2 separate regions of the Homo sapiens genome follow, and region 2 is linked to region 1. A link is a loop called in an ENCODE intact Hi-C map of the cell type or tissue named here. Cell type or tissue: K562. All regions are shown on one strand. Each heading gives the region's core, and the rest is flanking DNA. Links, peaks and the distances in the headings are about the cores only. Region 1 overlaps EXOC2 (exocyst complex component 2). Region 2 overlaps EXOC2 (exocyst complex component 2).

What was found. Hi-C counts contacts between places; a loop is a spot of excess contacts. Peaks named below come from ENCODE experiments on the same cell type or tissue, not always from the same donor. Only the 100,000 strongest peaks of a DNase experiment are listed, where the experiment ranks them.
Region 2: it touches region 1 in a loop (5-fold over the local background); 2 of 110 quality-filtered maps call a loop at or near these places.

What each region holds. Positions count from the first base shown.
Region 1 is chr6:657,987-660,900 of GRCh38, reverse strand. The region is part of intron 1 of EXOC2 (exocyst complex component 2); the gene reads left to right. Among named protein-coding and RNA genes, the nearest start is that of HUS1B, 2.3 kb to the right of the region's middle. RefSeq lists enhancers at 1-838, 839-1,787. In K562, for the core only: a CTCF peak has its summit at 1,546; DNase peaks (open chromatin) are centred at 773 and 2,400.
Region 2 is chr6:603,111-606,024 of GRCh38, reverse strand. All of the region lies in intron 7 of EXOC2 (exocyst complex component 2), which reads left to right. Among named protein-coding and RNA genes, the nearest start is that of HUS1B, 53 kb to the left of the region's middle. RefSeq lists an enhancer at 1,210-1,279. In K562, for the core only: no CTCF peak of the experiment used is centred there; a DNase peak (open chromatin) is centred at 1,374.

The DNA.
Region 1 (2,914 bases), core at 302-2,801:
TATTTGATTTCCTTGCATTGGGCTCCGCCTTTCCCTGATCCCTCCTTGATTAGCTTAATAACTAACCTCCTGAATTTTTTTTTCAGGTAAATCAGGGATTCCTTCATGGTTTAGATCCATAGCTGGTGAACTAGTGTGATTTTTTCGGGGGTGTTGAAGAGCCTTGTTTTGTCATATTACCGGGGTTGGTTTTCTGGTTCCTTCTCATTTGGGTAGCCTTGTCAGAGGGAAGGTCTAGGGCTGAAAGCTGTTGTTCAGATTCTTTTGTCCCACAAAGTGTTCCCTTGATGTAGTGCTCTCCCCATCTTCCTGTGGATGTGGCTTCCTGTGAGCCAGACTGCAAGATTGTTGTCTCTCTTCTGGGTCTAGCACCCAGCGAGTCTACCCAGCTCTGTGCTGGTACTGGGGGTTGCCTGCACAGAGTCCTGTGATGTGAACCATCTATGGTCTCTCAGCCGTGAATGTGAATATCAGCGCCTGTTCCAGTGGAGGTGGCGGAGGGTGCAATGGACTCCCTGAGGGAGGGTCCTTAGCTTTGGTGGTTTAATGCTCTAGTTTGGTGCTAGTTGGCCTTTTGCCAGGAGGTGGTGCTTTCCAGAAAGCATCAGCTGTAGTAGTGTGGAGAGGGACTGGCAGTGGGCGGGGCCCTAGAACTCCCAAGATTATATGTCCTTTGTCTTCCACTACCAGGTTGGGTAGGGAAGGACCATCGGGTTGGGGGGGATGGGTGGGTCTTGGGGGATGGGGGTGGAGTTCTGTACCTAGGGGGATTATGGCTGTCTCTGCTGAGTCATGCAGGTTGTCAGGGAAGTGGGGGAAAGTCTGCAGTCACAGGCCTCACCCAGCTCCCACGCAAAACTGAAGGGCCAGTCTCACAACCACCGTGCCCCCCGTGTCCCCCCCCCAACAGCCCTGAGTGGCAAGACGGCTTGAAAATCTGCCCCAGGCTACCTGCCTCCCAGCTGCGAACTAAAAAGGCTGGGTTCTGTCCCCGCCTGTGGAGTCTGCACACCAGATTTGCGTCCTCTCCCAAGTTCTGGCCAGGAGGCTTCTCAGTCCCTTGAAATTGTTACAAAGTTCAGTTAGAGATTTCCTTCTCCCTGTGGAGTTGTACCCCCTGCTCCTCAGGCCACCTTCCAGATGGATCCCTGTGGTGCCAGGCAGGAATGGCCTGCAAGGGGACACAGTGAGCTCCCAGGGCTTTTCTGCTGCCTCTACCCCTGTGTTTCGCTCACCCCTCCAGATTGACTCAGCTCCAGGTAAAGTCGGAAACTTCTCCCGCAAACAGACCTTCAGCTTCTCCAGTGGGAGTGTGTGTTCGGGAGAGGAAGGGCTCCTTTTCCCACTTCCACAGTTGGGGCACTCACAGTATTTGGAGTGTCTCCCAGGTCCTGCAAGAGCAGTTTACTTCCTTCAGAGGGTCTGAGATTGCTGGTTTGTTCTTGCAGTCTATCTGGGGCTAAAATTCACAATGCGAGCCTTCGCATGCTGCTCTGTCTGGACCTGTGATCTAAAATTCCATGGAGGGCAGTTAGGGAAAACACCTAAAAAGACTCTTGGGGGCGCTAATGACAGTTTGGGAAACACTGCTCTAGAGGATTCGTCATTAGTTACAAATAAGACAAAGATGCTTTCTGGCACCACTGTTATTCAGCAGTGTTTTGAAAATTACAGCAAACGCAATGTCAGTTAAATAAATGACATAAACTTTGAAGAGTAAAAGCCATAATTACAGTACATGAAGATAGTAAGATTTTCTACATTAGAGACATAAAAGGTCAATTGAAAAATGATTTCAGGAGAGCTCAGTGACTTGACTGACTTCAAGATACTGTATATTATGTGAACTCCCTAAGAACAGAACTGAATAATTCATTGACAGTCATAAAAAATGGTTTGAATAAGTGGGAGGATTTAATGTAAATATTTTAAATATCTTGGCTGGGCGCAGTGGCTCACGCCTATAATCCCAGCACTTTGAGAGGCCAAGGTGGGCAGATTACCTGAGATCAGGAGTTCGAGACCAGCCTGGCCAACATGGTGAAACCTCGTCTTTACTAAAAATACAAAAATTAGCTGGGCATGGTGGCAGGCGCCTGTAATCCCAGCTACTCGGGAGGCTGAGGCAAGAGAATCGCTTGAACCTGAGAGGTAGAGGTCGCAGTGAGCCGAGATCACGCCATTGCACTCTAGCCTGGGCGACAAAAGCAAGACTTCGTCTAAAAAAAAAAAAAATATATATATATATATATATAAAATATATATATATATTTTAAATATCCTGAAATTATCTTGAAATTTATACATTTCATACATTCATTTAAAAATTTGTGTTGAACACCAGTTGCATGGCAAATACTGTTCTAAATGCTGGGTGTACAGCAGTGTATGGAACAGATAAGAACTCCTCTAACTTACATCATTGTGGTTAGAGCTAGACGGCAAACAAAGAAGTCTAAGTATGTACTATATCAGGCTGGTGATAATTCCCATCAGAATTCCAGGAAGATTATTTTTAGACTCTGACAAAATATTTTAGAATTCATCTGGAGCAGTATCTGTGAGAGAATGAGAGAAGTTCTGAAAGATTGTCCTATTCGATATTGAAATATAATACAGAAATTAAATCACTGGTACAGGTTCAAGATAGGGCAGTGGGAGAAAATATAGAGAGGGCCAGGAAACATTCAAGCAAAAATGAGAATTTTTGTCTAAAACAAAATTGACATTTCAGGTTAGTGGAGAAGTGGATTGTTTAGTGAATTATGTGTATCAGCTAGGCATTCGGTACTCCAAAAAAGATTTCAACTGAGTCAAACAACTAAGTCATAAAAACAGATAACATTAAAGTACCAGAAACAGGACTTTGAAAGCATGACCCTAGAAGTAGTAGAGAAAAGGTCAATAGGTTTGA
Region 2 (2,914 bases), core at 216-2,715, 55 kb after region 1:
GAAACTCACTCAAAACTGCTCAACTACATGGAAACTGAACAACCTGCTCCTGAATGACTACTGGATACATAACAAAATGAAGGCAGAAATAAAGATGTTCTTTGAAACCAACAAGAACAAAGACACAACATACCAGAATCTCTGGGACACATTTAAAGCAGTGTGTAGAGGGAAATTTATAGCACTAAATGCCCAGAAGAGAAAGCAGGAAAGATCTAAAATTGACACCCTAACATCACAATTAAAAGAACTAGAGAAGCAAGAGCAAACACATTCAAAAGCGAGCAGAAGGCAAGAAATAACTAAGATCAGAGCAGAATTGAAGGAGATAGAGACACAAAAAACCCTTCAAAAAATCAGTGAATCCAGGAGCTGGCTTTTGAAAAGATCAGCAAACTTGATAAACCGCTAGCAAGACTAATAAAGAAGAAAAGAGAGAAGAATCAAATAGATGCAATAAAAAATGATAAAGGGGATATCACCACCGATCCCACAGAAATACAAACTACCATCAGAGAATACTATAAACACCTCTACGCAAATGAACTAGAAAATCTAGAAGAAATGGATAAATTCCTGGACACATACACCCTCCCAAGTCTAAACCAGGAAGAAGTTGAATCTCTGATGTTTTAAATTGTATATTAAATATTAGTTGTACTTTAAAAAATTGTTATTCATTCGTAACCAACAATAAGTGAGTTTTTAATGTTTCAACAAACGTTTTTGGATATCACAGAACAAATGTAATTTTCCCATTGATTATTAGATGGTCTTGCTGGATTTTAGCTTGCACAGCCCCTGTCATAGCCCTGCACACTGTGCAAAGCCAGGCCTGCCCATGGGGTGTTGTACCACCTCTCTGAGTAGTAAGAATACTGGTCATTGATTCAGACAGCAATTTTTAGTCCTTCCTCTGTAAGCATTTATTGAGCACATGTTTGTTTTATCCTAGGGATATAAAAATAAAACTTGTACTTTACTTCTAGAGATTATAACTGAATGGAAAATACACATATTCAGGTGATCAAATGATGGTTTGATAATACTGCTCTGGTGGGAGTCCTCAGGTGTGGCTACAGCCCACAAAAGGGGAAGCAAGCCAAAAAGTTGAGTGCAGAGAATACCAGGGGAGGACACAGGAGCCTTAAGAGAGGAGCAGGAAGTACCCAGACAAGCAGAGGCCGGCGGTGGGCGGCTGAGTGGAGGGAGGCAGGTGTGTCCCCGCGGGGCCAGCGCGTGAGTTCAGAGACAAGCAGAGGCCAGCGGTGGGTGGCTGAGTGGAGGGAGGCAGGTGTGTCCCCGCAGGGCCAGCGCGTGAGTTCAGAGAGGAGATAGGCCGCAGCCCAGGAAGCAGGGTCCAGTGTGGCTGTGTGCAGATAGGAGAGGTGTGGCCGCAGGGTAGACGAGGTCTGCCCCTGACGAACTGGCTGTGCAGTAGTGTGGAATCTGTCTTTATTCTGAAGACAAATAGTGAGCCATCGCAGAAGTTTAACAGAACGATAGGAGATTTTTAAAGAGCAATCTGCCATCTGTATAGAGAATGGACGAGAAGGGAGGTACGCCAGAGGCAAGAGGAGAGCAGCCAGAAGTGGACGGTAGGCATGTTAAGCCAGGTCAGCAGTAATGTGTGTAGTAATGGAATAAAGTAACGTGAGGGTGACGTGGCTGCTAGTGAAGGTAGAGCGAGTGGCAGGTGAGAAAGGTGAAGGGACAGGGAAGGTTTGACATGTTACATAGGGAAAAGGAAGTAGTCATTGGTGATTTACAGATGTCTGGCCTCAGATGGATGAAGGAGCACGTTTGGCGCATAAGGAGAGGCATAGAGATGAGAACATTCAGTTCAACATGTTGAATTTGAGATTCCTGAGGGTCGTGCTGATGGGTTTTGCTAGCTCTCACTATGTCCCCATGATGTCACACTGGGCAACTTGAATAACCTCTGTGTCTCAGTTGCCTCCAACATAAAACGGGGGTAAAAACAGTGCCTGTCTTACAGCGACATAACCATGTGCAGGTGAACTAATACCCATGAGGGTTTTCGAATCACACCTGGCATAGCATCAGTGCTTCCTGTCGTTATTAGCTGTCATTATTGTATGTCCAGTGAAAATATTCCTGTCATTATTAGCTATCATTATTGCATGTCTAGTGAAAATATTTTTAAGGATTGGTCTTACGCTCGCAAACACATCTTGAAACACAGATTTGGGAGTCACCAGCATAAAGATGGTAGTTGGACAAACAGGATTGAATGATTTAACCCAAGTACCACGTGCAAAATGAAAGAAGAATGCTAAGGATTTGGAACACTAGGGAATATCCAGAAGGGCCAGGATGTGGAAAAGAAACTGACGTTTGCTCAGTGGCTGGCTGGCAAATATTTCACAACATGCATTCAAAAAAAAAAAGAAGAAGATAGAAAAAATTAACCTAATATTAGCATTTCCCAATTTCCAAGGTGTAAATACTCCCATTGGGGTTGGTTTCAAGCTGCCAACTCAGCTTGGAGGTGAAGAGATACTGACAGTTGCTCTTGAGAGGGGTACGTGCTGACGTCAGCTCTTTCCTCAGTTCCATCTACTCCACACAGAGTGTCAGGCATAGTGCTGTGAAACAGGCTTTCAGTACTGTTAATGATCCTGTCCGTATAGCATCGTTATGGTATAGCCGGCAGCCTATCTCGTCATTTTCTAGCCTGTTGAAATTGAGGTAGTTAGGTCTCTTTGTGAATTTGTACATTTTAGGGTTACTCTGATATTCCAGGCACCCTAATGTTTCACTTCCTAATCTCATTCAACTTGCTTATTCCTGGGATACATTGTGCTGTGGTGGGTGGGGTAGCAGGTGAGGGGGCGTTCCTTCTGTCCTGCCTCTGACCTCTCCAATTCACAGCAAGTGGAGAGCAGATTAG